Linked DNA regions of Homo sapiens: region 2 is linked to region 1. Evidence: read pairs that join two places in POLR2A ChIA-PET (ENCODE). Cell type or tissue: PC-9. All regions are shown on one strand. Each heading gives the region's core, and the rest is flanking DNA. Links, peaks and the distances in the headings are about the cores only. Region 1 overlaps CYS1 (cystin 1). Region 2 overlaps TAF1B (TATA-box binding protein associated factor, RNA polymerase I subunit B).

What was found. ChIA-PET counts read pairs that join two places held together with the same protein. Peaks named below come from ENCODE experiments on the same cell type or tissue, not always from the same donor. Only the 100,000 strongest peaks of a DNase experiment are listed, where the experiment ranks them.
Region 2: POLR2A ChIA-PET joins it to region 1 with 5 read pairs; 3 of 35 experiments call an interaction of 5 or more read pairs at or near these places.

The regions. Positions count from the first base shown.
Region 1 is chr2:10,051,913-10,063,219 of GRCh38, reverse strand. CYS1 (cystin 1) reads left to right here. Exons shown (of 3, transcript NM_001037160.3): 3 at 4,262-6,747. The coding sequence ends at 4,367. It overlaps KLF11 (KLF transcription factor 11), which reads right to left. Exons shown (of 4, transcript NM_003597.5): 4 at 8,384-10,993. The coding sequence ends at 10,713. Among named protein-coding and RNA genes, the nearest start is that of KLF11, 14 kb to the right of the region's middle. RefSeq lists enhancers at 1-5, 1,162-2,022, 2,023-2,885, 3,744-4,686, 4,687-5,630. In PC-9, for the core only: no CTCF peak of the experiment used is centred there; a DNase peak (open chromatin) is centred at 5,459; H3K4me3 peaks cover 1,123 bases.
Region 2 is chr2:9,918,395-9,929,701 of GRCh38, reverse strand. It overlaps TAF1B (TATA-box binding protein associated factor, RNA polymerase I subunit B), which reads right to left. Exons shown (of 15, transcript NM_005680.3): 13 at 10,591-10,661; 14 at 9,882-10,104. Among named protein-coding and RNA genes, the nearest start is that of GRHL1, 28 kb to the left of the region's middle. In PC-9, for the core only: no CTCF peak of the experiment used is centred there; no DNase peak of the experiment used is centred there.

The sequences.
Region 1 (11,307 bases), core at 2,719-7,718:
GAAGGAATCAGATTCGCCTCTGGGCCCTCATAGCTCCAGGCACATGGTAGCATTTCATAGACGCTTATTGACAGGATTGTTTAATGTCAGCCTGGGGCGTGTGGGCCTTGACCCCAGTCCTGACCATCCTGACAACGCCAGGTCCTTCCCCCGGGAGGGCCCTGCGGAAGCAGCAGAGGGAAGCAGCCATGCGGGAGGAAGTCGCTGCTTCCCTGAGCTTTTGGCTGGGCCATCCTGACCTGAAGTCTGTAAGGAAGGGCTAGTGGAAGCCCAGGGGCTCATGGAGGGGAACATAGGGGTTCTAGAAACTTCTGTCTGCAGCTGCTGCTGAAATTCACTTACTGTTCATTCTGCAAATGCTTGTTGAGTACCCACTGTAAGCCAGGCCTTGGGCCAGACACATTACGGTATTGGTGAGAGAGGTTACTCCTCCCCATTTTCCTAGTGAGTAAACTGAGATCCAAGGCAGTATTTCCCCAGGTTGGAGAGGCGGCAGATTCTAGAAAATTCTAGACCCAGCCAGGCGCAGTGGCTCATACCTATAATCCCAGCACTTTGGGAGGCTGAGGTGGGCAGATCACCTGAGGTCAAGAGTTCAAGAGCAGCCTGGCCAACATGGTGAAACCCCATCTCTACTAAAAATACATAAAAATTAGTCGGGAGTGGTGGCACGTGCCTGTATTCCCAGGTACTTGGGAGGCTGAGACAGGAGAATCCCTTGCACCCATGATGGGGAGGTTGCAATGAGCCGAGATCGCAGAGTGCGCCACTGCACTCCAGCCTGGGTGACAGAGCAAAACTCCATCTCAAAAAAAAAAGAAAAAAAGAGAAAATTCTAGACCCAGTAGAATAACACAAATGTTCTTGCCTCATTTAACATGTGGGTTTCTGAGGCCCAATTACAATGGATTTGTTCTCTCTGGAGAAGCGTATTGGTTTCTTTTCTTGGAGTGATTTTCCTTGGAAAGGTCTTTTTCTTTTAAGAAATTTGTGACTTTCAGCCTGGGTAACATAGGGAGACCTCGTCTCCACAAAAGTACCAAAATTAGCCAGGCGTGGTGGCACATGCCTGGGGTCCCAGCTGCTCAGGAGACTGAGGTGGGAGGATGGCTTGAGCCTGAGAAGTGGAGGATATGGTGAGCCGTGATCCTGCCACTGCATTTCAGCCTGGGTGACAAAGCAAGATCCTGTCTAAAAAAAAAAAAAGCATGACTTTAGGAGTCCCTGCTGATGGAAAACCTGACAGTAAATGAGAATTTAAACAAAAATTCATTTCTTGACTCCCTCAAGAGTGGTGAGACTTCCCAAGAATCCCTTTAGGATCAATTTTTCCCTTTTATCTGTGTGCCCCCACCCAAGCAGGGGAAAGAAAGAGCTTATGGCCCCACCTGGCTCTCTAAGCCCCACAAATTGCCCCACGGTGTTGGTGGAGTGTTGCCAGGCAGACAGGGCAGGGGTGGCTGTGGAGCCCAGTGGAGCCTGACCTCTCACAGACCCAGGACTGCCTACCGTCCTACTCACCCTAGCCCCAGGGCTGCCCGTCAGCTTCCCTTGCGCCAGTCCCTGCTCTCCTTTCTCCCCAAGATTCCACCTACAGGGCATGTCGGGTGCTGAGTGAGACAGGACGAGTGAGGAGAATGGCTGTGTGAATCTGGACAGCCACCTCCCCCAGGGCTCAGCTTCACATCCACAGGCAAGCAGGGGGCTGCCTGGTGAGCCCAGAGGGGCTTTTATTCCTGTGGGGGTCCCCAGGTCCAGAAGTGCTGCTTGGGATTCCTGTTGGCCAGGAGATCCTGTTGCCCTTGAGGGTGTCTGGGCGTCCCGTGCCCATTTCTCTTCTTCCCAACAATCCTCAGGGGAGGTGAGCCCAGGAGGATGGTGGGAAACAGGAAGGGCAGTGGCCGGGTCTCTCCTCTGTACTGGGTGCTTTGCTGGTCCCTTACTCTGCCTTTTTGTTTGTTTGTTTGGTTGGTTGGTTTTTCTTTTTTGAGATAGGGTCTTGTTCTGTCGTCCAGGCTGGAGTGCAGTGGTGCAATTTCAGCTCATTGCAAACTCCACTTCCCAGGCTCAAGTGATTCTCCAGCCTCAGCCTCCTGAGTAGCTGGGACTACAGGCGCATGCCACCATGTCCGGCTAATTTTTGTACTCTTTGTAGAGATGGGGTTTCACCATGTTGGCCAGGCTGGTCTCGAACTCCTGAGCTCAAAGCAATCCACCTGCCTCGGCCTCCCAAAGTGCTGGGGATTATAGGCATGAGCCACTGCGCCGGGCCAGGCATGAGCCACTGCGAAACTAACAGCATCGCAGCGACTTCTGTTGAGTGCTTCCTTAGTGCCCAGCTCTGTGGTAGACACACCGCAGATGGCGCCTGGTCCAGCCCTCAGGCTGGACTCGTGGAGTAGCTGCTGGGTTTTATCCACAGGGGCGTGAGGCCTGGTACATGCCTTGCCCACAGCCACACAGCGACTGCGTGGCAGAGCCAGGTGAGATCTGCCTGGCTCCAGAACGTCTGCATTTCCACTGTGTCTCAGGGCTGCAAGGAACACATATTGCCTTCAGTGCTTTCACAGACAGGCAGTGTGCCAAGAGCCCTGCAGGCGTCAACAGTGACCACGCAGCTGTTTCTGCGCACTGGCCGCGGGCAGTGCTAATAAGTATAGTCCCTGGAGCCAGCTGGTCAATAGGGGCATGACGTCTCCGGGACAGGGGAGGAGTGTGTCCCCTGGACGCCTGGAGGCCCTCTGCTAGATGCCGATCCTTCCTGGGGGATGAAGTCAAGTGGCTGTGCCAGGAGCCCAGCTCTTGCCCTGAGTTCCCAGAGAGCCAGACGGGGACCCGGAGGCTGTGCTCTGAGCATCAGTGGGAGTAGTCAGAGGGACATTTAAGTCCATCCAGCCCAGCCCCCCAAGCTCGCAGAGGGGGAACCAGGCCGGGAAATGGGGGGCGGCTAGCCCTAATGTCTGGCAAGTGGCAAAGCAGTTGGCGGTGTTCCCATTGCCCAGAGTCCCTGGCTGGCCACTGGGAGGGCAGCATCCAACACCTGGCTGTGGGCAGCTGGCCTGCCTCTCCTGGACCCTGTCAGCTGCAGACCTGCACACCCCCTTCCGAGGCAGCATCTCCAGGAGGCAGCACCCAGCCTGACCGAGGCTTCATGCCCTGCCCTGGGCTCCCGGGACTGCCTCCTGCAAAGGTCTGCACATTTCGACACAACCGTGGCAGGTCCGGGGGCAGTCAGCACCACCCAGGTGTCCACACAAAGTCCAGAAGGTCTGGGAGAGCAGGACAAGCCAGCAGGGTCCAGGCTGGCGCAGCCGCTTTCTGGAACCCAGGCAGCAGGAGCAGGAGCTCTGGTCTCGGTCCCTCTCAGCTGGGCTGCCAGGTGGGCTGAGGGACTGGCGGGATCCTGAACGTGTGGTTCCCCACAATGAGCAGCTCCTGTGAGACCCCAGAGGGTACAAGCACGGACCGATGTCGGCAAGCAGCCAACATGACAGTAATTCCCTTTTATTTTTTATTTATTTTTTTTGAGACAGAGTCTTACTTTGTCACTCAGGCTGGAGTGCAGAGGCTCATTCTTGGCTCACTGCAACCTCCACTTCCTGGGTTCAAGCCATTCTGCCTCAGCCTCCTGAGTAGCTGGGATTATAGGCACCCGTCACCCCACCCGGATAATTTTTGTATTTTTAGTAGAGATGAGATTTCACCACGTTGGCCAGGCTGGTCTCGAATTCCTGACCTCAAGTGATCTGCCCACCTGGGCCTCCCAAAGTGCTAGGATTGCAGGCATGAGCCACTGCGCCTGGCCGTGATTCCCATTGATTAAGGCTGTGGTGTGCTCGATTCCACATCACATGCTGCCCATGCATTATCTTATGCTTCAGAACGACTCATGAATAAAGTTACGTGCTTGAGAAAAAACACCGAGGCTCGGAGACACACTGGCCTTGCCTGAGGCGCGCGGGTGAGCCGCAGAGCTGGGATTCAAGCTCGGTCTTCCCACCCCAGAGCCCGTCCTCCCTCAACCAGGGCAGGTGCTGGCTTCCACTCTGCGAGGGCTCAGCGTTGTGGGAGATGAAGCGGACGCAGTAGAAGCCTGCTGGTGGATATGTGCTGGGCGAGAGCGCCACAGGGTGTCCCAGGGCAAAGACTTCGGTTTGGGTTTCAGGATGGGCCCACTAGGAGCCATTGTGGTGGCCAGGGGAAATGAGTGTGAACGCACCATCCTGCCTCCTGACAGCCCTGTCCCATTTCTGACCCACAGAGCCCCAGGCAGCGGTCGCAAGAAGCCCGAGAGGCCGGCAGCCATCTCCTACGACCACTCGGAAGAGGGGCTGATGGCGAGCATCGAGCGGGAGTACTGCCGCTGAGGACAGCATGCTCCACCCCCGCCAGGCCTCGGAGGCACCTGCTGGCTGGGGCACCCTCTGCTTGCACAGAGCTCTAGCAGGAGCTGAACCACCTCCAAAACGCAGTCACTCCCGGATATTCAAAGCTGCCCTTTCAAATCCACTTTCAGACCGCGCTGACCTGGGCCAGCCACTGGCGGTCATGGTTGCTGGTGGGGGCGATTAGCTGTGTAGACCCACAGGTGCGTGGGCCTGGGCCGCCGGCGCCTCCTCCCCAACGCGGGGAGCCTGCCCAGTTCTTCTGGAGCCTGAAATGCGTGCCCCTCTTGGTTGCCCGCTCTCCACAGTGGGGAGGGCTCACGAGGACTAGGTGACACAAGCGAGCCCCTCCTGGCATCCGCGCCACAACACTTCCGGAAGGTTCTGCTGTGGAAGGTGCACCCGCGCTGCTCCCTCAGTCTCGGGCCCATCTCTCCAGGGGTGGCCGGGTCAGCTTAGTGCTTCTCAACTTTAACTCCCTAATGAGCAGCCTGGGGGTGCTGTTGACTTGCAGGGCCTGAGGTTCTGTACGTCTAACCAGCTCCCAGCCCAGGCCCGAGCTCCGAAGCCCCAACTGCACTTTGAGGAGCGAGAACCCCAGCTCTGATCTGCCTTGCAGTGGGAGGTAGAGCTCGTCACTGCCTCTCTGGGCCTCAGTTTCCCTCTCTGGAAAATCAGCTCTGGCAGCTCTTGGAGGCCCTCCCCAGCTCTGACAATCTGGAACTGCTGCCACTGCTGGTCCCCTGCCCCAGGCACAGCAGTGCCTTCCCTGCGGGGAGCCAGCGCCCAGGTCCAACCGGGAGAGGGTCTGCCTGATACTGGCTTTCCAGTTCTCCCTCTCACAGGCAGCCTGGCCAGTGCCTGCGGGGCTTTTAAATTCTCTTCCTGCCTGGGTGGAAGGTGGGAAACCACAGCAGTGAGGCAGGAAGAGCCTTGGAATGTTCCTGGTTGACAGATGGGAAAACTGACCTGCCCAGGACGCCCTGGGAACAGGGGGCGGAGCTCCGGCTAGAGGGGACTCCTGTGTGGGCGGGCAGGTCTGGAGCCTGGGCCCAGGTGTGGCCTGCTGGGGGACAGCTCCGGGGGAGAGCTGTGGGGAGAACAGCGGTCTAGGGAGGCAGGAGGCAGGCGGCAGGCTCCTCCCCAGCAGCCTGCAGGGCATCAGGACAGAGGGGGAAGGAGGAGACAGAAGGGAAAGAAGGAGATAGAGGGGGAAGGAGGAAACAGCGCGGCTTCTGCTGAAGCCAGTACAAGCCTGGTTATCTGGCTTGACCCGCCCACACGGAGGCCTCCCCAGCGTTTTCTTTTTCCCGAGAAGAGCTCCAGCTCGCAGGTCCTTAGAACACAGCAGAGCAGGAGCATCTCAGGAACCAACGGCCAGCTCCTTGGCGCTGTCCCCAGCCCCACAGGCCTGCTGCGGCCATCCGCAAACGGGCATTTCCTTGAACTTTTGAGAGTGCCTTTGACCAGCTGTTCGCAGCTGGGAAACTCCAACTTTTGAAGTCAGAGCTTGGAGCGGCCCCCGCAAGGGCGTGGCTCAAACCCTCCCCAGAGCTGGGAGCCATTGCTTATGCAAGCCCGTTTCTTTTGATGTAAAGATGGAAGTCGTTACTATATTTTAATAATGCAAATACATCTTTTAAAATAAGTTAACATTTCTTACCACCAGATGGATCAGGCTTTGAATTTAAACATGTAAATGTTTGTAATTTTATGTCATTTTGTTAAAATGGGACGCTTTCAATTGGTTTCCAAGAAAGATGATACCTCTGCATTTTCTGGTGGAAAAGGTGTAATACCCTTAATGAGATCAAAGTGTTAGGGGAAAAAAATTCCAAAAGTAGTTACAAGCTATATCAATGTCAAAGTAAATGCACTTCATCAAAGCTAAGAAGTCACAGGAATTGTTCTCAGGTTTTTAAAAAAATTTTTCCTGAATTCAGGAAGTGTCTTCTGAATAGCAGCTAGCCAAATAAAGCGGTGTGTGTGTACTGCAGCTGTAGGTGAACTTAAAAATAATAATAAAAAGAACAAATAAAGCAGTGTGTACCAGCCGCTGAGCCGGCCCTGTCTCTGTCCTGTGAGACGGAGGGGCTGTGCCTGGAAGTAGAGGGGTGGGCGTTGCTGCAGCCTGCAGCCCGGCCCGAGTCTGTCCCAGTGCCTCCTGTGTGCCTGGCACCTCCTCAGGCATCTTCCTGGCTGCCCCATGTTGCAGCTGAGCCTCAGCGTCCTGCTAGAACTGCGTGTGGGATTTGCTCACTGCCAGGATGGGACTGTGGCTGGAATGGAGGCAGAAAGAAACACATCTCAAAGGCAAAAATGACGCACGTTGTTGTCTGGAAAAATCTTAAGTGACCACAAATGTGTCTCCCGGTTTCTTTTTTAGTTTTCTTGAGACAGAGTCTCACTCTATTGCCCAGGCTGGAGTGCAGTGGCGCGATCTCAGCTCCCTGCACCCTCCGCCTCCCAGGTTCAAGCAATTCTCCTGCCTCAGCCTCCCGAGTAGCTGGGATTACAGGCATGCGCCACCACACCTGGCTAATTTTTTTGTATTTTTAGTAGAGACGGGAGGGTTCACCATATTGGCCAGGCTGGTCTCGAACTCCTGACCTTGTGATCCGCCCGCCTCTGCCTCCCAAAGTGTTGGGAATACAGGCGTGAGGCACCACACCCGGCCATGTGTCTCTGGTTTCTGTAGTATGAGAGTTCCTCGAAGATGCTACAAAGCCGCAGGAACTGAGGAAACACTGTCCACCCCTGGCTCTGAGAAATGCTGGGTGTGTTTTCTTAGGGAAGGAGCAGAGTCCTGCTGTTGCCCTCCTCCTGACATGTGTGTTCCCAAGTCTCTCTTCACCGGCCCGTGGGCTCCTAGCCTCACCCAGGAAGGGACCTCCTCCCTCGGCTGCTGTTGGCTCAGGTTCCCTGCGCCTCCCTGAGACAGCCCTTTCTAAGACACTTTCCTCTGCTGTTCCAAAGACCTAGGGCCACTTGTCCCCACTCACCCACGTTGCCTGGACACCTGCTGCTGACATTGATTGGTGGATCCGTGAGAGCATTCTCTGTTCCCAGCAGTGGGGCACGCTCGTGCACGTGTGAGCACATGGGAGAGCATAAGGCTGTCGAAGTGTAGCCAAGCACCTCACGGAAGAGAGAATCCGTGGCTTTTTTTTTTTTTTTTTCCTTTTTCCTTTCTGGCAATAATGAGGCAGGAGAAAAGTCTTGTCAGTTGCCACGAGAGGGATAATCACACTTGCGGCTCTAATACTTCCCTCTAGAAGGAGGCTCCGTAATCAGACCTTTTGTGTGGTGAGGGTCTGGACCCCCTGGGGACAAATCGGACTTTCTGAGGTGGGCAGGGGCTGTGTTTTCTGAGGACATATGGCAGCCTTTAGTTTTAAGAGTTGGGAAGGAAAAGAAGGAACAGTGAAGCCTGTGGCTCCATGATGTACTTTGCAATCCTGGGCCAGGGGTGGAAGGAAATAATGGAAGACTTCCAAGCACTTCTTCCAGAGTAGCTGGAAAACCACTTTCAATTCTACCTCTTTGCAGCCACCCCCTGGCACAGGAAGGGCACGAGCACTGACGGCCACAGGGTCACCCGGCACACTACTGGGTCTGTCTGGACCAGACCCACTGCCAGAGTGGCCACTTCACATGTTGGCTTTTTGAGACAGCGTCTTGCTCTGTTGCCCAGGCTAGGGTGCAGTGGTATGATCATAGCTCACAGCCGCCTCGAATTCCTGGGCTCAAGGAATCCTCCTGCCTCAACTCCCCAAAGTGCTGGGATTAGAGGTGTGAGCCACCATACTCAGCTCGCTTCACACATTTTTTTTCAGAAAGAACCCTCCAAAGAACCCAAAGAAACAGAATAAAACTCCAGAAAACAAAGAGGAGAGTTTAGTTTGAGCCAATACACAATGAATTTTATAGATTCTTCCAAAAAGTCTCTAGGTATACTTAGGCCACCAGGTACAGTTAAATGACACAGGACACACATCCAATGTAAAATCAAGTTTTATATGATTCAAAGAGAAAAGTTACATTACACATGCTCGTTTAAATAATGTCAAAGTCTGTTACATAAAACATAATTATGAAACATTTTAAGTCTTATCATTCAAACTACTTAAAAGGCTCAAAGTCACAAAAGATCAAGCAAAACTGCCCAGGCAATAAAGTGCACGAGGGGAGCCCACCTCTCCAGCGGCCGTCAGCACCCAGAGCCGCCAGCTGAGGGCTCCATGCCGAATCCATACACAAGGTTTGTGGTTCTCAGAAGAGTTTTCAGACAGGAACTGTTTCCAACTTAAAATCTTTCAACAGACAAATGGAGGTGGAAGGGGGATGGTTTACACAAAGTATTTCCAAATGTAATCAGGAAATGGAAGTGTAAATTAAAACCGTTTTCAACATGTATCTCCTCTTTAGAAATATCACTGCTTGGAGAATGTTGTGACAAGCAACCAAATACTCAAAAGACCTTATCCACCAGAATACTGGCAGGACTCACATTACTTTGCATGTCATAATTAAGAAAAATATCCAAATTTGATGCCATTTATAGTGTGTACAGTCAAAAATGTGTATGCTGATTTTGATGAGCAGGAGAAAGGACTGGGTGGTGAGGAAACATGAACTATGCACAACATGAGACAACTGTGCTGTCTCACGAAGACACGACACTCACCTATGGAGTGTCCAGACTGAAAACCTCTGAATAACACACACATTTGTGTCAAGTAACAGCTGATACTAAGGGGCAAGTTAACAGGTATCAAGTCACACACAATGAATGACCAGGTGGAGATTTTATCAGACTACAAAGAACAAAACACAAAACCTAATTTTATTCAATATTCCACCTTACCATCATTTAAATAAAGGTAAATGCTGGTAATTAACATAGACAAAATTTAAATACATACTGCACAATAAAAAAAATTCCCAGGCTACCAAATTAGTGCAACATTCTGTATGTTCCTACATTTATTCCATTGCCTGAACTTCCAATGTTTAACAAAAACCAGTATCAGTGGCTTCTTGAACACAGGTGGCCACATTCTCTCGGTTATCTACGTGCTCATACAGTTGAAAAATATTGTCCATCTATTTTCTAGGTAGACTGTAAAACACACCATTCCAAGTAATTTTCTGTTTGGTCAAAACAATTTCCTTCAAACAAAATGAACAGAAAGGCAGTTGGGTAGTATTACTGCCATTTAGCGTAACTTGCATTTCCTTGTGTTTCTAGTATTTGGCAAACAAAGGAAGCGGAATCTTGGCACTGCCTGCCTTCACATGCATCTCGCCCCAGCTAAGCTGTGCTCTGGTGGAGTTTCATCCAACCAATACAGACATTTCCTTTTTTTCTGAGAAGTTACTCTACCCACAATATAGTACGGATAAGGCCACAGCAAAAGGAGTCAGAACTGACAATTGACAAAGCAGCTGGATTTGAGTGTTTCTTTTTTGGTGTTTTAGGTACAAACAAGAAACTGAATGGCTTGCTTTCAGCAGAGCCATGGCCAAGACTATTACAGACTAGATCCTGCAGCAAGTACTGGTCCCTGGGATCTGCCCAGTGGCTCATGTTACTCTCTGGGGTACATCCTTCATGACACACCATGGACACAGCTCACTAGTTCCAGTCAACCAAAATTTTAGTTCTTTGGTGACAGGAATGATTGCCTAGAATTTCCTTGAAAACGTTATGAAGAAGCTGACGGCAAAATTTATTTTTCCCTTTTAAGAGGTCCTTACTCAACCAGGTCCGATTCCAAAAAGATCTAAAAGGCCAGATAACTTGTGGTTTTTGTAGTGGAATAACATGTCCAGTTTACTAAAAGAAGGGCCATTAGGAAAAACTTTGTTATTAAACACTGAAAAGAAGGCTGCAAAATGATCTAGCTAGAAATTGGTGATTTGAGCACCAACAATATAAATATTTTTCTAAAAACCAGTATAAAAATTAGTACCCTGTCTTATTTCTACAAAACATCAATAGAAAAGGTTGTAAAAATCCAGATTTTGTAAACTTTATTGCCGAAATATTTGTTTGAATGCTGGTGATTCAGATTATCAAATTTTCTACCATTTCTTTAAAAAAAAAACCAAAACAAAAAAACTTCTGAAACTACAAAAGATACTGAACAGGGTCCCAAGTGGAAAAGAAAAGTTAACATACTTTCATCAAAACCAGCTCCCCGATCTTCCCCTAGGCCGCCAAGACCGTTTTTTTTGGGTGAGGCAGTGGGAGAGGAATCCATCAGTTCCATTCCTGGAAAGAGGCTTTTTAAAAATCCCATGAGTGATGTCCTAATGGACCTTTCAGGCAGAGGCTGGCATGCTCACCAGTGGGCTCCCCGGGCTCTCTGCAGAGGCGATTCTGTTCAGCTTGCCAACCTCTGCCTGCCAGCCTGGGATCTTCTTGGTCGTCATGTGGCGCCGGGCATGCTTCGTCAGGTGGTCACTGCGCATGAAACGTCGGTCACACACCGGGCACACAAACTTCTTCTCCCCTGTGTGAGTTCTGCGGTGGCGTGACAGCTCATCCGAACGAGCAAACTTTTTATCACAGCCATCCCAGCTGCAGTTGAAAGGCTTCTCCCCTGTGAGGTGAGAAAATACATATTAAAGAGAAAGGAAACGCTAAGCACCTTATTCAAGGGGTTAATTCATGTCATTTTAAAATCGTGTTCATCAAACTCAGAAGAAAGTGGTATCTTATTACTCTGGAATTGGATGATTTGGGTCAAGAAATCCTCCAAAAGGCATTTATTCCTCCCACACTTAAGATGCAGCTATGTTAGCACCCAAAGATTTCAAGCTAATCTTTCAAAATATATTTAAAAATAAATCAGGCGAAGTACAAGTACAGCGGCTCAAACCTATAATCGCAGCACTTTGGGAGGCTGGAGACGAT
Region 2 (11,307 bases), core at 3,660-8,659, 130 kb after region 1:
TTTATGAGGCCAGCATCATCCTGATACCAAAGCCTGGCAGAGACACAACAAAAAAAGAGAATTTTAGATCAATATCCTTGATGAACATTGATACAAAAATCCTCAATAAAATACTGGAAAACTGAATCCAGCAGCACATCAAAAAGCTTATCCACCACGATCAAGTCGGCTTCATCCCTGGGATGGAAGGCTGGTTCAACATACGCAAATCAATAACATAATCCATCACATAAACAGAACCAAAGGCCAGGCACGGTGGCTCGCGCCTGTAATCCCAGCACTTTGGGAGGCTGACGTGGGTGGATCACGAGGTCAGGAGATTGAGACCGTCTTGGCTAACACGGTGAAACCCCGTCTTTACTAAAAATACAAAAACTTAGCCAGGTGTGGAGGCGGGCACCTGTAGTCCCAGCTACACAGGAGGCTGAGGTAGGAGAATGGCGTGAACCCGGGAGGCGGAGGTTGCAGTCAGCCGAGATTGTGCCACTGCACTCCAGCCTGGGCGACAGAGCGAGACTCCGTCTCTAAACAACAACAACAACAACAACAACAACAACAAACAGAACCAATGACAAAACCACCTGATTATCTCAATAGATGCAGAAGAGGCCTTCGACAAAATTCAACAGCCCTTCATGCTAAAAACTCTCAATAAACTAGGTACTGATGGAACATATCTCAAAACAATAAGAGCTATTTATGAGAAACCCACAGCCAATATCATACTGAATGGGCAAAAACTGGAAGCATTCCCTTTGAAAACTGGCACAAGACAGGGATGCCCTCTCTCACCACTCCTATTCAACATAGTGTTGGAAGTTCTGGCCAGGGCAATCAGGCAGGAGAAAGAAATAAAAGGTATTCAATTAGGAGAAGAGGAAGTCAAATTGTCCCTGTTTGTACATGACATGATTGTATATTCAGAAAACCCCATCATCTCAGCCCAAAATCTCCTTAAGCTGATAAGCAACTTCAGCAAAGTCTCAGGATACAAAATCAATGTGCAAAAATCACAAGCATTCCTTTACACCAATAACAGACAAACAGAGAGCTAAATCATGAGTGAACTCCCATTCACAATTGCTACAAAAAGAATAAAATACCTAGGAATCCAACTTACAAGGGATGTGAAGGATCTCTTCAAGGAGAACTACAAACCACTGCTCAACGAAATAAAAGAGGACACAAACAAATGGAAGAACATTCCATGGTCATGGATAGGAACAATCAATATCGTGAAAATGGCCATGCTGCTTAAGGTAATTTATAGATTCAATGCCATCCCCATCAAGCTACCAATGACTTTCTTCACAGAACTGGAAAAAACTAAAGTTCATATGGAACCAAAAAAGAGCCCGCATTGCCAAAACAATCCTAAGCAAAAAGAACAAAGCTGGAGGCATTACACTACCTGACTTCAAATTATACTACAAGGCTACAGTAACCAAAACAGCATGGTACTGGTACCAAAACAGAGATATAGACCAATGGAACAGAACAGAGGCCTCAGAAATAACACCACACATCTACAACCATCTGATCTTTGACAAACCTGACAAAAACAAGAAGTGGGGAAACGATTCCCTATTTAATAAACGGTGTTGGGAAAACTGGCTAGCCATATGTAGAAAGCTGAAACTGGATCCCTTCCTTACACCTTATACAAAAATTAATTCAAGATGGATTAAAGACTTACATGTTAGACCTAAAACCATAAAAACCCTAGAAGAAAACCTAGGCAATACCATTCAGGACATAGGCATGGGCAAGGACTTCATGACTAAAACACCAAAAGCAATGGCAACAAAAGCCAAAATAGACAAATGGGACCTAATTAAACTAACAAGCTTCTGCACAGCAAAAGAAACTACCATCAGAGTGAACAACTTACAGAATGGGAGAAAATTTTTTCAATCTACCCATCTGACAAAGGGCTAATATCCAGAATCTACAAAGAACTTAAACAAATTTACAAGAAAAAAACAACCCCATCAAAAAGTGAGCAAAGGATATGAACAGACACTTCTCAAAAGAAGACATTTATGCAGCCAACAGACACATGAAAAAATGCTCATCATCACTGGCCATCAGAGAAATGCAAATCAAAACCACAATGAGATACCATCTCACACCAGTTAGAATGGCAATCAATAAAAAGTCAGGAAACAACAGGTGCTGGAGAGGATGTGAAGAAACAGGAATGCTTTCACACTATTGGTAGGACTGTAAACTAGTTCAACCATTGTGGAAGACAGTGTGGCAATTCCTCAAGGATCTAGAACTAGAAATACAGTTTGACCCAGTGATCCCCTTACTGAGTATATACCCAAAGGATTATAAATCATGCTACTATAAAGACACATGCACATGTATGTTTGCTGTGGCACTATTCACAATAGCAAAGACTTGGAACCAACCCAAATGTCCTTCAATGATAGACTGGATTAAGAAAATGTGGCACATATACACCATGGAATACTATGCAGCTATAAAAAAGGATGAGTTCATGACCTTTGCAGGGACATGAATGAAGCTGGAAACCATCATTCTGAGCAAACTATCACAAGGACAGAAAACCAAACACCATATGTTCTCACTCATAAGTGGGAATTGAACAATGAGAACACTTGGACACAGGGCGGGGAACATCACACACTGGGGCCTGTCGTGGGGTGGGGGCAGGGGGAGGGACAACATTAGGAGAAATACCTAATGTAAATGACCAGTTGATGGGTACAGCAAACCAACATGGCACATGTATCTATGTAACAAACCTGTAGGTTGTGCACATGTACCCTAGAACTTAAAGTATATATATAAAAAAAAAGTTAAACCTGAATCTGATCAAATCTCTAACTAATGTTAACTGCCAATCTCTCTTTTTTTTTTTTTTTTTTGAGACAGAGTCTCACCCCGCTGACTGCAACCTCTGCCTCCCAGGTTCAAGTGATTCTCCTGCCTCAGCCCCCCAAGTAGCTGGGACTACAGGCATGCACCACCATGCCCGGCTAATTTTTGTATTTTTAGTAGAGATGGGGTTTCACCATGTTGGCCAGTCTGGTCTCGAACTCCTGACCTCAGGTGATCCACCCACCTCAGCCTCCCAAAGTGTTGAGATTACAGGCATGAGCCACCGCACCTGGCCATAACTGCCAATCTCAAACTAACTACATCAACATATAGGCTATCCAGGGATAGAGGAAGAGGTTAGATGGCATCATATGGCACTGTCTATACACAAAATCTGGACTATGAGAAATTGTATGGGACACATGACCAGGATTACTCAGTAAGTACATTGTAAGAAGAAAAAAGAGAGAGATAAAGAGGTGGGGCCTTAAGAACTGAAACACTTATGAGCCATGTCAACCACTTGCAATATATGGGCCTGATTTGGATTCTGAGTTAAACTCATTTAAAAAATTTTATGACAATAGGGAAAAATCTAATCACTGACTGCATATTGGAGAATATTAAGAAATGACTTAATTTTTTATATCTGATTAATGGTATTATGGTTTTACTTTAAAAAATATGATGTTTGAGATCTGTTTCCAAATAATGGGGGGCAGAGGGGTAGAGTAAGCTGGAGCCTGGGTGAAGCAAGTCTTGCCATGTCACAGTTGCTGAGATTGAGTGACAGAGACGGGGGGTTCTTTATACTACTCTACTTCTGAGTATACCAGAAATTTCCCATTATCAACTTTAAAAAGCAAGTAAAGAAATAACATATAGAAGCTATAGACATTGAGATATTATGATTTACATAATATATACGGCCCTAAATTCCTGAATGTCTATGTTTGCACCATAAAACTCTGCCACTTGGTTGGGCACAGTGGCTCATGCCTGTAATCCCAACACTTTGGGAGGCCGAGGCGGGCAGATCACGAGGTCAGGAGTTTGAGACCAGCCTGACTAACATGATGAAACCCCGTCTCTACTAAAAATACAAAAATTAGCCAGGGGTGGTAGCGCATGTCTGTAGTAGCAGCCACTCGGGAGGCTGAGGCACAAGAATCGCTTGAACCCAGGGAGGTCGCAGTGAGCCAAGATTGTGTCACTGCACTCTAGCCTGGGTGACAGAACGAGCTTCTGTCTCAAAAAAAAAACAAACACCCCAAAACAAAAAAACCCAAAACCAATCAACCAACCAAACAAAACCCTCTGCCACCCATTAGCTGTGACTATGGGTAACTACTCTTGGTTCTCTCATCTGTAAAACGGAAAAAAATAACAGTACTTACACTTTTCTTTTTTTTGAGACGGAGTCTCACTCTGTCACCCAGGCTGGAGTGCAGTGGCACAATCTTGGCTCACTGCAAGCTCCGCCTCCCGGGTTCATGCCATTCTCCTACCTCAGCCTCCTGAGTAGCTGGGACTACAGGCATGCACCACCATGCCCGGCTAATTTTTTGTATTTTAGTAGAGATGGGGTTTCACCATGTTGGCCAGGATGGTCTCGATCTCCTGACCTCGTAATCCGCCCACCTCGGCCTCCCAAAGTGCTGGGATTACAGGTGTGAGCCACCCTGCCCGGCCTGAGTACTGTTTTTTCACTATAGTTTAAAAAAATAGTTAAAAAATAATTTTTAAAAAATTAAAATCACATTTTTGTGGGGCTGCCAAAGCACTTCCATTTCCTGTGGAATACAACTAAAGACCACTGCTCTGCCTCATCTGTGGAACTCCCAGGGAGGTGACGGCCACCACCTACAAGAAGTCAGGTCTTCTGACCTAGCCAACTGTTATAACAATTGGAGGAATAGTAAGGGCATTTCAATTCATTGAAATTGTTAACTCTGCCTCAGCTAGGAAGAATAAACAGCCTCCCATACCTGAAGTACTCTTGTGGCCTTTCTCTGCTTAGTTCCCAAGCTCTGAGTGTTTTCACAATTTTACAGCAAATGTTTTGTTTCTTCTGAACACTCAGAAATGAGTCCTTCTGCCTAACAAAATTCGATACATAGCTAAATATTTGCTCTCATAAGCATCACTTTTCATTGTAATCATTTTCAATGGTTGTCTTAGAGCATATTCGGCATATTTTAGCCTTTACAATGATATTATTACAGTTGCCTGTTTTTATTGTAGAAACATTAGAAAACATGCTAATAAAACCCACCACGAAGGCACACAGCGTCTTAGGACAGGTGCTGTGCTGAAGCAGGGATGTGGTCCCCTTATTTAGTGGCATGGAGCCATGAACTTCAGGCTCTGCGACTGGAGCTCTGTCTGCTTTGGATTCTGATGTTGGCTCCCCTATTGTTGTCAAAGGGTGTCATTTATGTTTGCCGTCAAGATGTCTATCAGCAGAGTGCTTCTCAGACCTCTCCTTTTGTTTCTTTGATGATGAGGAGTTTGGAAATCAGACAACTCAGCCTAAGGGCAGAGTCAGGGGCTCTGAGCGAGGGGCTAAGGGGCTCTCTGAGAAAAAAGGCTGAGTTTTAGTCACGGTCTCTGTGGCATTTTTACTGCCCAGCTGAAGCCTTTTTTGCTTCCTCTGCAGTTCTAGGCTCTGGTCTAGAACAGGTAAGGTTGACAGATAAGTTTGGTGCCTAAAGTCATGGTATCACTGAAACTTCATACAGTTAGAATTTAGTTTTATACTTCATGCAGAGAAAAAAATCTCAGCAGTTTCATCGCTGACTATACTAAGCTCTATGTATAACTCACTGCATTATACTGCAGTATTAAATCTGAGATAATCCACAATCCACCCTCCTGCCCTGTGAAAAAGCACAAAGGTACGGATCACGACATAAGCTGCTCAGGACCAACTCTGCAGCTGGAGGAGGCAGGGCATGGCACACCATGTCTTCACTTGGAGTTGTGGGCAAGCACTCTTCACTGGGGACTATAACTCTTTCTCCTCTTCAGGATAAAATCTGAAAATCATTGACATGACCAATGCAAAGGAATCGATTACCTCAGACATGGCGCTGACCCTGGGTTGGGGTTCTGGCCTTTCCCCGTGGCTGCTATTAAGCAGTGCCACTCTTAAATCAATTTTTTTTTTTTTGAGACAGAGTTTCGCTCTTGTTGCCCAGGCTGGAGTGCAATGGCGTGATCTCGGCTCACTGCAACCTCCACCTCCTGGGTTCAAGTGATTCGCCTGCCTCAGCCTACCAAGTAGCTGGGATTACAGGCATGCGCCACCACATCCAGCTAATTTTGTATTTTTAGTAGAGACAGGGGTTTCTCCATGTTGGTCAGGCTGGTCTCGAACTCCAGACCTCAGGTGATCTGCCCGCCTTGGCCTCCCAAAGTGCTGGGATTACAGGTGTGAACCACCGTGCCCGGCCAACAGTGCCACTCTTTAATCGTTGTAGATGCAGCTCAACTTTTTTTTTAAGCAGCAAATCTTAATATAGACAACTTTATCATCTCCCACTGTATTTTCTACAGTTCAATTATCTTTGATTGATACCAACTTAAGAAATAATTTTTTTTTTTTTTTTTTTGAGATGGAGTCTTGCTCTGTCGCCCAGGCTGGAGTGCAGTGGTGTGCTCTCAGCTCACTGCAACCAATGCCTCCCGGGTTCAAGTGATTCTCATGCCTCAGCCTCCCGAGTAGATTATACACGTGCACCACCACACCCGGCTAATTTTGTATTTTTAGTAGAGGCAGGGTTTTGCCATGTTGGCTAGGTTGGTCTCGAACTCCTGGACTCAAGTGATCCACCTGCCTCAGCCTCCCTAAGTGCTAGGATTACAGGTGGAGCCACCAAGCCCAGACCAGGAAATAACATTAGTTAACAGAAAATTAGCTTTGTTTAAAATAATAATGGTCATACTTATGTTTGATTGAGTACTTACTATGTGACACACATCAAATACCTCATTCAATTCTCACAAGAACTTGGGGTAGGCCCTATTTTCCATTCATTCATTCAATAAATACTTGGTGGGCACCTAGTCTGTGCTAGGCCCTGGTCTAGCCGCTGGGATTTTTCATTAAATAAAACAGAGTCCTCCTTACATTCTAGTAGTCCTTACATTCTCAAGGCCCTTACATTCTAGTGTGGGGAGATGGATAAATAAGCAAAATAAATATATAATAATATATTCTATTAAATAGTGATGAAAACTACAAAGAAAAATGAAATAGGCCAGGGGACAGAGAATAATGAGGGGTGTTGGGGGAATGATTGGTGCTATTTTAGGCAGGATGGCTGAGAAAAATCTCTCCAAGGAAGTGAAATTTGAGCAAAAACCTGAAAGAAGTGAGCCCATGTGGATACATGGGGGAAAGAACATTCTAGGCAGGAGGCAGAGCAGGTACAAAGGCCCATGTGGGGAGTGTCTGGTAAGCTCAAGGAGCAGCTGGGAGGTCACTCTGAACATAGGGTGACAGCAAGGAGGTCAGAGGACAGCAGAGGGAAGGTCAAGAGGGCCGTGTTGGCTCCACAATGTTTTTTGGGTCTTCCTTTCAATGAGATGGGAGCCACTGAAGGTTTTGAGAAGAGGAAAAGATCAGTATTATCCCCACATTTACAACTGGGTCAGCACAGCTGTAGAGAAGTGAGTAACCTTCCTACAATTAGCAAGTGGCAGACTTAGGATAGAAACAGCCCGATTCTATGATTCTATAGCAAGTCCTCTTAGCTACTAGAAAATTTCCTCTTGGGCAATTTCTATGTCAATATGGGGATGAGATTACTTTAAATATAGTCACAATGAGAAAAGCCTTTATGCTTTTATTTTTCACACGTTAATTACTGAGAACTTTAGTGAGGGAATATTAGTCTAGTCTTTTTATTTTTAACAGGAAGACACTGAAAGGTAAAGTAACTTCAAAGTCACAGAACTATTTTATTGAATGGCCTTTTCGCTATTATTATATAAAACGGAACTAAAAGTTAAAATAGGCAAGGAGAAAAAAACTTCATGGCATAGCCTGAATCTTTTTAGTTTTTCTCCTCAAACTTTATTATAAAAAATTTCAATCATACAGCAAAGTTGAAAGAATTTTATGGTAAACACCTGTATACCCCACTGATTATCTCTGTAATTTTTAATCCATATACTCCTCTCTACAGCTATTAAGACACTACAGAAGGAAAGTGGGGAAAACATACTCTTATTAAAAAAATCTTCTCTTCAAGTGGACTTGGAAAACAAACTTCCTGAGTTACCTTTGTATCTATCTAGGACTTAGGATAATGACTTATTTTTATCAAGTACTCAAAAAATACTTTTGGAGTTGATTTTCAGTACAATTAAAGAAAAACGAATGTGCTCTGGGGAGTAATATGTTCTTCACTATCTACTGCCTGAGGAAATTTTCTGAGTCATATGAAAATAGATGGCTGGGCGCAGTGGCTCACACCTGTAATCCCAGCACTTTGGGAGGCTGGGGCAGGAGGACTGCTTGAGCTCAGGCATTTGAGACCAACCTGGGCAGCATAGGGAGACCCTCGTCTCTGCAAAAAATAAAAAATTAGCTGGGTATGGTGGTGCACACGTGTAGTTCCAGCTACTTGGAAGGCTGAGGTGGGAGGATTGCTTGAGCCTAGGAAGTTGAGGCTGCAGTGAGCCATTATCGTGCCACTGTACTCCAGCTTGGGTGACACAGCAAGACCTCATAAATTACTTAAGAATTTACACTGTATTATTCCAATATCGACCGTTTATAGGGAATATATAACTCTTCTGAAAAAATAAAGCAAAAATAAGAAGGCAGCCTATTACTAAGCCGGAAGTCTAAGAGCCAGTATGCCACAGAGCCGATCATTAATTAAACCTGATGAAGTCAAAAGCCTGTGTCTTACTATTTAGACATACAAGTTTTCCACTATGTCCTACACAGATTCCTCTCCTCAGTGCAGCTTCCCATCTTTAGTCCTATTTTATCCAGACCCAATAACCATAAAAGCGCGTGTTGTTTTCTAGACTTCACATGCCCACACTCGACAGATACGAGGACAGAACATAAAACATGAAATCAAGGGGACAAAGTTGAATGAAGATCAGAGTATTTCACTGACCAAGTATCTCCCTGCAGATTTTTTATTAGTTGTAAGGGGAAACATAGTAACTACACTGTGGAAAAACGACACAGCACCTTGACTGGGTGATCACTATTAACACCTGAGGGGCAAATGGACCCCCCGCCCCCCGCCCCAGTCTACAGACGCCATACCCTGAGAAATGATACCCTGAGGAGGACACGGCACTTGTTTTGGCCAGGGATGCAGAACCTGAATCTAAACATGAGGAACCATCACAACCATACTCAGAAACATTGTGTAACATCACTGACATTTCTGAAAAATACAGCTCAATGTCATGAAAGACAAAGAAAGGCTGAGGGACAATCAGATTAAAGGAGACCGAAGAGATAAAATCAATCAATGCCATACCTACTCCTGAACTTGATCCTGCTATAAAAGGACACTGGGGGTCTAATGAGAAAATTGGAATATGGACTGTGGGTGAGATAAAGGTATCGTATCAGTATTAAGTTTCCTGAGTTTGATAACTGTACTGTGGTCACTTAAGAGAATATCCTTATTTTTAGGAAATACTTAAGGAAGTATTAAGAGGTAGAAAGACATGATAAAGGTAACTGACTCAGAGAAGTGATATGTACTAAAAAATACAGCACATTCTCCTGATCAGCATTTACAGCCACTTCTATTGCTTGCCTGCCACACTGCAGGTTAATTTAGCTAGAGGGGATAGTTTGTGCTAATTGCCCTGTATCCTCTTTCTTGATTTTTACCAGCTTTCCTAGAACTCCTACACAAGACTCAATGTATAATTCTGATTTTCGTGACTTTAAGCTCACCAGCTTCTAATTCCAACAAAAAACCTATCTGGCTCTTATACAGTCAACTACTTCAATTATATGTGACTTTTTCTAAAAGCATTATTACCATCTGCAGAATTTCTGTGTACTAAGCCAATATAATGAATTCTTAGTCAGCAGTGATTGGCCTTTCTCTTTCAGGACTCCCTGAAGGCTGTGTCCATGGAAACACGTTCTATCAGTGTCCTCTTCAGTCCAGTTGAACTGAAAACTTGAAGGGCTTTTTTTTCCAGCAGTTGCTGTTGACTCGACCAGTGTGCTAAATTGTTTCTGTAGATTCACCACCATTTCTGGAACCGGAGAAAAAAAGGAAACAAAATAACAAGTAATGTTAAATCACAAATAAAGCCTGGAATTTACTTGATAGGAATGTACCAATATTGGTTCCTTAGTTTTCGCAGATGTACCACAGTAATGTAACAGGATAACGTTAAGGGAAAATGAAACTGGATGAGGTGCATGGGGGAAACCTTACTTCAAAAAGAATGTACAGTCTAAAAGGAATTCTATAAGCAAAGAATTTCCAAAATCATAACGATTTAGGATTTTAGATTTTGGCAGGAACTGAGGCTCTGTTTTGAAGAACGACATATTCCTGAAGTAGATTCCTGCAGAGATTTCTTGCAGAGTATGATGCTCCTTTGGATGTACATGTGCCCTGGAACATTTGTTTAAAAAAAGTAAAAAACTTAAGCATTCAACATTTCAAGTCCAGATATTTAATTTTTCTACAACTGTGTTGCTACTTGGTATTAAAAAGACAAAATTTGACTTACCTCTTTTTTTATATGCTACTGGTTTGTCGACAAATGAGTAGTAGAGTGGCTTTTCACTTTTCCACAGGTACCTGTACAAGGTAAAGAAACAGCTGGAGCAGGACGGAGATGAAACGGACATAAACACATTGTCTGAAGCACTATCTGAGATTTCTGATATTTCGTTATAGCTCTGGCTTGGAATGGCCTACTGGCACATGTCTATATTGCCTATTGAACTTAGGCCCTAGAAGGAACCACTGACCAACAGCCCAGGCCAAGAGAATGGTGTGCTCCTCTCAAAAGCCACCCAGATGCTGTGACATCTTGAAGAAGCTATTAATTATACAAAAAACATAGAAACTGTTTCCTTCACCATAAATTTCCCTTGCTGCTCATTCTCATAAAGTGAAGCTACCTCAGAAACAACTGTTCCTCATTGCCTTTGTCCCAATGCCTTTTTGCTGAGAGTTGTTAGTAGTACTTCTGATTCTGATAACTTACACACAGTGAACAGTAAATGCGTCTCTCTGGCATCTGATGCCAGGAAATCTATTCTATTCCTGGTGTAAAGGAGAGGAAAAGACTGGATTCCAGGATGACACAGTCCCAGTAGTCCCTGTTCTGACTCAGCCTATTCTTGCCAAGGGAAGGATGGCCAGGGAGTTTCCACTGTAAAATGGGGATCCTGGATTGCTCTGGCTCTTGGGGTTCCCTCCAGGACAAACACTAAGAGCC